Regions from separate parts of the Homo sapiens genome. Here region 1 is linked to region 2. A link is an interaction called in ENCODE POLR2A ChIA-PET data of the cell type or tissue named here. Cell type or tissue: PC-9. All regions are shown on one strand. Links, peaks and the distances in the headings refer to the core of each region. The heading gives the core; the rest is flanking DNA.

Region 1 (5,490 bases), core at 882-4,881, 720 kb after region 2:
TGGATTGCTTGAGCTCAGGTGTTTGAGACCAGCCTGGCCAACATGGTGAAACCCCATCTCTATAAAAAATACGAAAATTAGCTGGGCATGGTAGCACATGTCTGTTATTTCAGCTACTCGGGAGGCTGAGGCGGGAGGATTGCTTGAGCCCAGGAGTTCAAGATCAGCCTGGACAACATAGGGAGGACCTATCCCTATTATTTAAAATTAAAAATTTTAAAGGCCGAGAACAGTGGCTCATGCCTGTAATCCCAGCACTTTGGGAGGCCGAGGCAGGTGGATCACTGGAGGTCAGGAGTTCGAGACCAGCCTGGCCAACATGGCAAAACCCCATCTCTACTCCAAATACAAAAATTAGCTGGGTGTGGTGGTGGGCACCTGTAACCCCAGCTACTCGGGAGGCTGAGGCATGAGAATCACTTGAACCCAGAAGGCAGAAGCTACAGTGAGCCGAGATTGCACCAGTGCACTCCAGGCTGGGTGACAGAGTGAGACTCTGTCAAAAAAATTAAAATTAAAATTAATTAAAAAAAAGAATTGCCTGGGAGATCAAAGAAAATGTACATACAATCTTCTTGACAATCAAATTCACTGAATAATGATGTTTTAAGTAATCTGTGGAATGAATCATCGTATACATAAATAAGCAAAATGTAATAGCACCACCTTGTTTTGTCGAGTTTTTATTACTTCATGTGACCTTCTAACAACCCCTGAGAAGAATGAAAACATGTAAAATTTATCACTTGACAAATGAGAAAACTGAGCCTCAAAAAGTTAAATGTCTTTCCCAAGGTCACATAACTAGAAGGTGGTGGAGGTGGGGTTTGAACCCAGGTCTTCTGAACATACCTCATTTATTGAAGCAGAGACTCTTCAAGCTGGGAGGGATCTGGGAGATCATCTGGTGAAGATGGTTTCATCAACAAAATATGGCAAGATTCCACTAAATGGGCCTAGAGTGTCAACCTATGCCTCAGACAATGACCCACTGCAAACGAGTTTGTGGTTCTTAAGCCATGCCTCACAGAACACTAGTATTATTGAGAGCTGGACTAGGGGGTCCCACCTTTACAAATTAAATCTTGAGCAACTTTTTCCATTGCACAGAAAAAATATATATTGGTGAATGCCATTTTCTCTATTTTGTTTAACGGGGCAAAACATAAGCAAAGAATATTCATGTACAGTATGCATGGAAAAACCAGGAAATAGCTGACCATGTTTAGTTAACTGCCTTTTAAAATGTGTTCAGACACCTGGGTGGCTAGGTGTGCCTTTGCTTGTATATATCATTTCTGCTGGTTCTAGTGAAGGGACTATATTTATCAGTGTGGCTGTACTTCTCTACCCTGGCTGCACATTAGAATCACCTGGAAAGCTTTAAAAACAAATGATTCCTGGACCCATTCCCCAGCAGTTCTGACTACACTGGAGTGAGTGGGGTCCACGGCATATTTTTTTCAAGATCTCCAGATGATTCTAACGTGCAGCCAGGGTTGAGAACCACAGATTATAATGTGTTGCAAAGGGCACCATGGCTTCTAGATGTTCTGGAAGTTTGAGAAACCACTGCTTTAATGGTGTGAGCTTTCTATTGATTAACCGTTAAATGAATTAGACATGTTGTTTCGCTGATGGAACACCTTTAAAAATTTTGAGTTAGAAGCCCATAAACATTTTAAGCCCATGTTAAAAATTGGAACACTTCACAGAAAGATCCAGATTTTCTGCTTTTCTGGGACACGGGAAGAACTAATCAAGCTGGACCCACAGTCCTCAATGCAAAACCCAGCAAGAACTGAGGCTGGCTGCTGCTTTGGCTGGGCACGTGGGCTCCAGGTCCCCTCCCTCTCCCTGTCTCACACACCCTACTTTCTTCTTGACCCCAAGACCAAGTGTCCTGGTGCAGTTTATCATGACGCCGTGGCTTTTCTTCCAGATCATTTGCATTTCCTGCCGGGTCTCTGTAGGCACTTGTGTTTGCCATCCCTCTAAGAAAAGTTTCGCCCTAGTTCACTGACTCTTAAGCTTCAATGTGCTTAAGAATCCATAAGGAGCTTGTCGAAAATACAGGTTCCCCAAGACTCCACCCCCTCAAGATTCTGATTCTATAAGGGTGGGTGGGACCAGGGAATCTACATTTACCTCCAGCTTCCTCTGGACCACACTTGGAGAAGTGCTGACCTCTACTGTGCAGAGGGCATTGGCCCTTGGAGCAAATGATTTTCAGAATAATTCTCAGAATAAACAAAATCTACACTTAGCAGCTAGAGAACAAAGACTAAAATATAGAGTTTTCTCTTTGCTGAGAAACTCTGGGTTTGCTGGTTGTCTTAGCGCTGCCCTTGGCTGAAAACAACAAGTCTCCGAACAGAGACAGATAATTACAAGCCAGAAGATAAAATGACACCTACATTGGTGATACCTTTGTAAGAGGGATGACAACGGAAGTAAAAAAGCTGTGTCCTTTCCCATCACATGGGGTCAGAGAAACTCTCTACTCCCTCCCGACAGTAAAATCCTGGAGAATTAGAAAAAGGATTACAGAGTCTTGCCCATACTCCCCAATAGAGGCTCTGCTGATTCATCCCAGATGGAATTATAAAATTCTTTCAGCTGAAAAGGAGTTTGGAAATCATCTCTAACTTTACAGCTGGGGAAACTGAGGCTCAGAGAGGTCACTTTTACGTAGCTGCGGTTGCTTAACCTGCTTGAGACTCTTCATTAAATAAAGAAAACTCCTTCATTAAATTAGGGAGAACATTTGTGGCAGTATGAATCTCCCGGGCAAAAAAAAAAAAAAAAAAATGCAGAGCTAAGGAAGAACAAATCCAGTTATCATTGTGCAATCTGCCACCTGGGTTACTAAGATAATAACTCTGACCTCTCCTGCTTGGTCCAACACATGATTCATTTATGTTATAAATCAAAGTTCTACTGAACCCTAAAGGTTAAAGGAGGTTAAAGGTAACACTTACAACGTGTATTTTACATATAAATGAGTGCTTAACTACATGCGTCCTGCACACAGAATGTCTAGGTTAGGGTCCCTGCTCTTTTTGGACAAATTACTTAAGCAATCCAGGTCTCAGTTTCCTTATCTGTAAAACAGGGAGAAAAGGTTATTTAGGAAAAGGCCTTCCTCTCTGCTCTCACCTTGGTGCCCTTTCTCCTGCACTACTAAAAAGTATTTCCTCTTTCATTTTCCTCTCCAGGGACCTCTATCTCCTTGCCCTGGCTCCTACTGTCACTTTCCTTTGAATGCATGTTCACTGGGTCAGGGAAGTGGCCAGAAGTGAGGAAATATGGAACAGAACGTGATCTCATGACCTCCCAGCAGAGGCTCTGGCATTGAGACCCTGCTGTGCCCCACCACAGACCTGGTGTCACCCCTGTCTGCCCTCATGAGTTAAAGACAGGCTTCCTTCCCCCACCCCGCCCCGCCGCCTTGCAAGCCCCTGATGATGGCTCTCTGCTCCTGCTCAGCACCTGCCCACTGCCTTCTTTATAGTTAGTGTGCCTTGTGTGTCTGCCTCTCTGGGGTGGGCTCAGCACCCGACCAGCTGCAGGGCGGGCCCAGGTCCGTCTGCTCAGCCTCCAAGTCACCTCCAACAGCTGCAGAGTCTGCCTGCTTCCGGTTTGTACCTGTGAGCCTCATAGCATCGCACGTTGGCTCCTCCCCAGCATCCTGAACAGCATCCTGCTCACTGTGCTGGGTTGCCCCAGGCCAGACCATTGCTCCATAACCCCACATCCACCCATCTGTTGCAGTTGTAAGGTCTTGGTACTGCAGCCTGGAAGCTGCCCAGCATCTATGGGGCCCTGCCCGGGCTTTTCCCAAGGACATCTGCTATTTGTGCTTTGAGTCTGCACAAAATCAGTGTCCACTTGCACCTGCATGGCCTTGCCTCCACGTGGCTCATTCATTCTCAGCTCAGGATTCCGGGATGGGGGGGTCCTGGTGACTCAGAATGCTTCCTCCCTTGGACTCCTCCTGCTGACCCAGACCATGAAGGTCTGAGTCCTGCCCTCTTGCCCTGGACTCTCCTCACACCTCTCCTGCCGGCCTCAGATTTCGACCTTCCTCTGATGCTTGTGGTCACTATCTCCCGCGTTGGTGGGTTCCCAGGGAGTTGGAGCCTTGGCCATCGAGCTGCTAGGTGCCTCTGGGAACTGTGGGTCTCTGAGCCAGCCCCACCCAGAGACCCTGGGCAGGGAGTAGTAGCTCTGCATCGGCCTCCAGCCTCCGCCCCACATGGCAGCCACATCCTGAAGAAAGGCGCTCCAGGCAGCCACAGGAAGCTGGAGCGGGAACCCCTCGCCAGTAACCACAGGCTCCTCTGCCTGGCGTGGAGCCGTGAACGGGGCCTTTGCACCTCCAGCCAGAGCTGGTCCACCCATCGGTACCCACTCCTGTTCCTTCTCTCCAGCCAGGTTCCTTTCACCCCTTGCTGTGTGCTCTGCTGACCACCCTCCCCTGCCTGCCAGCTCCATCCCATGCCCTCCACCCCACTCCAGGAGCTGCCCACCTCCCAGGTGGGCCTGGGCTGAGGTAGTCAGGGCGGCGAGGACACCTGCTGGTAGGAAAAGCAAACAGAGCTGCTCCCGGAGTCTACGGCCCACGAGTGGCTCACATTCCTCTTTCCTGGGCTGTCAGTTTCTCAACATCTGCCAAATTTCTCTCTCTTGTATTGAGGTTTTTAAAATCCCCTTCAGTAAACACATATGACTTCCACACGTGTACCAACACACACAGACATCTCGCCCAGAAGCCGCCCGGCTCCTCCATGCAGACAGAGCCTCCTGGGACGGCAGGCTCCCAGACATATCCCCCCCCCCCACCATGCACCCACTGCCACCCCTCCACCCGCTCTCCCGTGACACGCAGACACAAAGGGCGCCAGCCTCCTCTACGCATCCACAGCCAAAACCCGCTCTCCCCGTGCCCACCGGCCTGGAGGGCGCCCATTTTGAGCACATGAATCTGTCTACTGCACAAGACTGCATGTCACCCTAAAGTACACGGCCCTGGGAACATTCGTGCATACCCTCTTCCTTCCACACACACAGCTCACGTGGGTCTCGTGGGTCACGTGGGTGGGGTAGACCAAAGGGCCCAGGCAGCAAGAAGCTGTCTCCTGCCTGGGCTTCAAAAAGCTTGACAGACATTAATTTGGGGCAGGTATTCTTCTTCCCAAGAACTGGAAAAACTGAAACGGAGACGTGTCACAATGAGTTGTGAAAAGCAGGGAGAAGATGAGGTCTCCACACTGAGAACCGTAAGGGCTCCTGACAGAGCCGGCCTTCCCCTTTATGGCACCCAGATGCTTACAGTTACTGATACGATCGCATGTGCAAGAATACATATGTTTCCCTGGACAGCACAATGTAATTCCAAATTAAAATCAGTCAAGGATGTGATGTGAATTCAGCAAGCCACTCAGCTCCAGGGCTCCTGGCCTCCCAGAAGCGCCGGCTCTTAACAGA
Region 2 (5,490 bases), core at 943-4,942:
AGTAAACGTGGGTGATGGTAATGAACTACACCTTGCTTCCGTTTAAGAAGTCATTCTAACTGTCTCAAGCCCCACAATGCACATTATCTCATCCGGGTAGGGAGCGGCCCCAGGAACAAAGCCTATGGCTTTGCCAGGCCCTGCAGCCATGTGCTCAGGTCTCTCCTGGAGAGGAAATGGTTTCATTATTCAGCTGTCTAGGTCATGGCCACTTTCTTCAGGGCAGGGCTGTCTGTGGCCTTGCCTGCTCGACATGCTTGGTTATGCCCAGCATGCCAGCCTGGCTCTGCCGGCCCCCAGCGTGTGAAGGAGCACAGAGAGGCATAAGCCTGCCTGCCGGGAAGAATGCTCATTCATGACAGGTCCATAGCGTCATAATGCTAGGCCTTGTTCTTGCCCCTGGAGCAGGTGAGGAGCCCATGGAAGCTAGTGCACTTCTGAAGATCCTTTCGTTGATCTGGCTGGATGACCATGACTGTGACCTTCAGCCAGGAAATCCCTGCATTCAAGGGAAGGCTGCCCCAGGGTCCAGGGCAAGGGCAATGTTTAGGCTAGTAGAAAGGCCCTTTCTGGCTGGGTGCGGTGGCTCACACCTGTAATCCCAACATTTTGGGAGGCTAAGGCGGGCCATCGCTTGAGCCCAAGAGTTTGAGACCAGCCTGGGCAACATGGTGAAACCCCATCTCTACAAAAAATACAAAAATTGGCCTGGTGTGGTGGTGGGGGCTTGTAGTCCCAGCTATTCAGGAGGATGAGGAGGGAGGATCACTTGAGCCTGGGAGGTCAAGGCTGCTGTGAGCTAGGATAAAGTCACTGCATTTCAGTGACTGCATTTCAGTGATTTTCAGCCTGGGAAAGACAGCGAGACCCTGTCTCAGAAAAAAGAAAGGCCCTTTCCAAAGTTGACTTGGGAGCCTCAGAAGGGAAGCATAGAGATGACAGGGCGGGTCTGGGGTGCTGTGTCTGTGTCTGCTGTCTAAGGCATCTAGCCACCGGCACAGCAGGGCTCTCCAGGAACATCGCTACCATTCTGGTTCTGAGATGTGTTCCAGAGGTTCTGGTTCCGCTTCCGTATGGGTTCCAGACTTCCTTCCGTTGAATCCTAGCACTGTCATTTATCAACTGTGTGACCTTTGAAAATCTCCTTAACCTCTCTGCCTCCATTTCTCATCTGTAAGAGGGGATGACAATAATCTACTCACCTACTCACCTCTTTATGTTGTTTTGAGGCTTAAATGAGTTTTTACAAAAATGCTTAGAACAGTGCCTGGCATGTAGTAGCATAAATATTTGCTGTTATTTTTCACATGCTAGAGATTTTAGTTCTGGATGGAGGCTCATCTAAGTAAGGGGGCAAATCCAGAGTTCTAGACTAAGTCTATTTGACCTTGAAGTCTGTTTTCCTTGAAAGCTACCACCTTGTATAAAAAGAACCCCTAATTTGTATGCTTTAGGAGAGACCATATTTCAATTTTGGGGACACCAGTCCTTCAAGGTACAGCACAGTTGCCTGACCTCAGAATTTTTTTTTTTTTTTTTTTTTTGAGACAGAGTTTCGCTCTTGTTGCCCAGGCTGGAGTGCAATGGCGTGATCTTGGCTCACCGCAACCTTCGACTCCCTGGTTCAAGTGATTCTCCTGCTTCAGCCTCCCGAGTAGCTGGGATTATAGGCATGTGCCACCACACCCAGCTAATTTTGTGTTTTTAGTAGAGATGGGGTTTCTCCATGTTGGTCAGGCTGTTTTCAAACTCCTGACCTCTGGTGATCCGCCCGCCTTGGCCTCCCAAAGTGCTGGGATTACAGGCATGAGCTACTGCGCTTGGTCCAGAATTTTCTTTTCTTTTCTTTTCTTTTTTTTAACAAACAAGGTATTGCTCTGTCTCCCAGTCTGGAGTGTAGTAGCATGATCATAACTCACTGCAGTCTAGGCCTCCTTGGCTCAAGTGGTCCGCCTGCCTCAGCCTCCCAAAGTGCTAGAATTATAGGTATGAGCCACTGTGCCTGGACAGATTTTGTTTTAGAAGCAGGAGTTAAGTGTCCATGAGTAGTAGGAACTCAGGTAATCCAGCCCAAATGGACTTGATCAACCATCCCCTGATCCCGGATCTCAGCGTGATGGGAGTCTAGGAAACCTGCCCTTTGACCTGAATCTGGATGACGTTAGTAATACAGGAATAGGTGAAATGCCAGCCACACCTGGCTGGCCCATGAAAAGGAAATACTTCCCACGCTTTGCTTTTGCACACCAAGGGCCCCCAGGTAAAGGCATCCAGGGTGCAAGCCGCCTGCTTTAATGCCCGGGTGTGGCTGCAGGAACAACCCAGTACAAACTGGAGTGAACCTGTTGCCCTCTTCCTTCCCTGCTGCCAAGCCAAACAGAACACAGGGAACACAAATAGAATCATCACAGTAAACCAGCTGTTGGAGCCAGACACTGGGAGAACCCACTCCCTGGCACTGCCACCCCATTCACGGGTCCAGACATGATGAAGTGCTCTGAGGGCTGAGGAAGGTGTGGCCCGTGGGCATTCCTGTCCAGCAAGAACCCCTCTGGCTTGTCTGTATTCATTGCCACCCACATGGACCTCTCTATGGTTGCTTGCCAAAGCCGGGAGGGAGAAGGGTCTCCCCTTCCTCCAAGCCCAGGATCACCGGGAAATGCCCTTCCCACCTACTGGACTTGACTAATGCTGCTTGTCAAGAAGGGAACTCTTCAGACACATAAAAATCCTAAAGGTAGCTGAGGTTTGAAAGAATTCGTGCTGGACGTGCTTCCCTGCAGGGTCAGGCATTGGGGAGGAGGGAGAAGAGGAAGGAGGAGCTGGTTGTAAGTGACAGCTGCAGATAAATCTGTGTGGAGCTGTCCAGGGAGCTGTTGAACTCAGGTAGTGCCCTCCCTAGCCTGGGGCAGGTCAGAGTCTCCCCGAACCACCCAAACCTTTCTGCTGCGTGTGCTCTGGGGCATGTCTCTCTTTGCCTCCTTGGATCTTGAGCCAATGAGGAAATATAGGCTAGTCCCAGAAGGCAGGGATGAATTTGTGTTCTTTGTGGTGTCAGCACCTTTTCATGAAGCTCTAGCAGATCTCACAATCTTCCCTTCTTTAAAAAAAAAAAGAAAAAGAAAAAAGTTTGGAAAAGGGGGCTAGAGTCTCCCTATGGAAAAGAAAGCTCGTGGAATGATCCAAGTGGAGGTTTTCCATGCATTCCATGGCATCATTGGAGATGTCCTGGCTCTGTACTTACTTAACTACTTGAATCTCAGTTTCTTCCGTTGTAAAAGTGGGCACATGAAGACCTAGTTCTCATGGATATTAACAGGATAAAACGAGATAACACATAGAGTACTCTCAAGTACTCTACATAGTCCTAGCATATCAAAAGTATTAGATAAATCTTGCCTTTATTTTCTCCTTCTCATACACTGTGTCAGTGGCTTGCTGGGTCCTTGATTAGCCTGAAGGACTGAAAGAGAGACCTCAAGAGAGAGAATGGCAAAGTAAATACGACCATCTTATTCGAACTTAACTCTGCGTTTCAAGTAGGGAGATAAGAAGGACTGCTGTTCCACTTCTTTTCTAGATGACAAGATGGGTTATTTTTATTTTTTATTTTTGAGACAGTTTCGCTCTTGTTGCCCAGGCTGGAGTGCAACGGCATGATCTTGGCTCACCGCAACCTCTGCCTCCCGGGTTCAAGTGATTCTCCTGCCTCAGCCTCCCTAGTAGCTGGGATTACAGGCATGCGCCACCATGCTTGGCTAATTTTGTATTTTTAGTAGAGACGGGGTTTCACCATGTTGGTCAGGCTGGTCTCGAACTCCTGACCTCAGGTGATCCGCCTGCCTTAGCCTCCCAAAGTACTGGGATTACAGGCAAGAGCTACCATGCCAGGCCTAAAATGGGTTATTTCTGTGCCTAGAGGTAAATTGCATCAGTGCTTTCCCATCTGAAACAAAACACAAACCACTTCATTTCCATGTCAAAAACTGATTCAATCTAATCTACCCATAAATCAGGCTTTCTCATTAACCTGAATTTGAAGTTTCTCTCTTTTCCAGCTGCTTTTATGCTCTAGGTGGAGTTTAGAAAAGAGAAGTCTAGCTTAACCATTCGTTGACAGAAAAAAGTAGAAATTGTCATTTCTTCCCTGAAAATACCAGAATTAGTAAATTGCTACCTTGCCCATAATCCTGTAATAAGCAGAATCTGCATTATGGTTGGATATATAGCATGAATCTCAACTACTATCTGGGTTTTTGTTTTTATTTTTATTTATTTATTTATTTTTGAGACTGAGTCTCACTTTGTTGCCCAGGATGGAGTACAGTGGCGCAATCTCGGCTCACTGCAACCTCGGCCTCCCAGGTTCAAGTGATTCTCCTACCTCAGCCTCTTAAGTAGCTGGGATTACAGGTGTGCGCCACCACGCCCGGCTAAATTTTTTGTATTTTTAGTAGAGACGGGTTTTCACTATGTTGGCCAGGCTGGTCTCGAACTCCTGACCTTAGGTGATCCACCCGCCTCAGCCTCGCAAAGTGTTGGGATTACAGGCGTAAGCCACTGCGCCCGGCCAATATTTTTTTCTTTTTTCTTTTCTCCTTTTTTTTTTTTCTTTTTTTGAGTCAGAGTCTGTCGCCCAGCCTGGAGGGCAGTGGTGGGATCTTGGCTCACTGCAATCTCTGCCTTCCAGGCTCAAGCAATTCTCCTGCCTCAGCCTCCTGAGTAGCTGGGACTACAGGCCTGCACTACCACACCTGGCTAACTTTTGTATTTTTAGGAGACAGGGTTTCACCATGTTGGCCAGGCTGGTCTCGAACTCCTGGCTTCAAGTGATTCGCCTGCCTCCCAAAGTGATGGGATTACAGGCGTGAGCCACTGTGCCCGGCCAGGGTTTTTTTTTCCTGAAGGGCTGATCATGGCTTTGTTCCACTCACTGTGCCCTTCTTCCTCTGCTTGGAACTGGACAGAAGTTCCAATAAGCTACTGTCTTCTATTAAGTAAGGACCAGACATGAAAAACTTTATGGTGGGGATGAGTGGATGGGGCAAGGGTTTGGGGAGCAATGATCAACTGGGTAAAATCCTGGGGAGTGGCAATTGAGTGGGAAGGGAGTCAAGAAGTGTTTAGGGAAGGATGTCGGGGAAGTGAGTAATAGGTAGGTCAGAGGATGGAGCAAGGGAATGTTGAAAGGCAACGGATATGCTCTGTGGACAGGTGGCAAAATATCTGAATGGGGGCCCAGGGAGGGCTACTATGGAGTAACAGGGAAGGGACCCTGAGGTGCTGATTTCTCAGAGATAGACAATGGGATTGGATATGTGTTGGTGGAGGAATGCAGAAAGCCCAGGCCAACTCCGAATGCCATTCATTTACATGAAATCCCTCTTTATGCCTCCACCATCTGCAACAGACTATGTGCTCACCCAAATGGCTTGCTTTTAATTCCAGCAAATAATATCCCCTCTGCTTTCCCCCAAATACAAAAGACAC

The links. Peaks named below come from ENCODE experiments on the same cell type or tissue, not always from the same donor. Only the 100,000 strongest peaks of a DNase experiment are listed, where the experiment ranks them.
Region 1: POLR2A ChIA-PET joins it to region 2 with 5 read pairs; 1 of 35 experiments calls an interaction of 5 or more read pairs at or near these places.

The regions. Positions count from the first base shown.
Region 1 is chr14:75,974,865-75,980,354 of GRCh38, forward strand. All of the region lies in intron 1 of TGFB3 (transforming growth factor beta 3), which reads right to left. Among named protein-coding and RNA genes, the nearest start is that of TGFB3, 4.4 kb to the right of the region's middle. In PC-9, for the core only: CTCF peaks have their summits at 4,512 and 4,711; a DNase peak (open chromatin) is centred at 2,857.
Region 2 is chr14:75,252,261-75,257,750 of GRCh38, forward strand. No RefSeq gene overlaps it. Among named protein-coding and RNA genes, the nearest start is that of FOS, 24 kb to the right of the region's middle. RefSeq lists enhancers at 1,686-2,885, 4,620-4,789, 4,684-5,183, 5,461-5,490. In PC-9, for the core only: no CTCF peak of the experiment used is centred there; DNase peaks (open chromatin) are centred at 2,291 and 2,891; H3K4me3 peaks cover 581 bases; H3K27ac peaks cover 3,870 bases.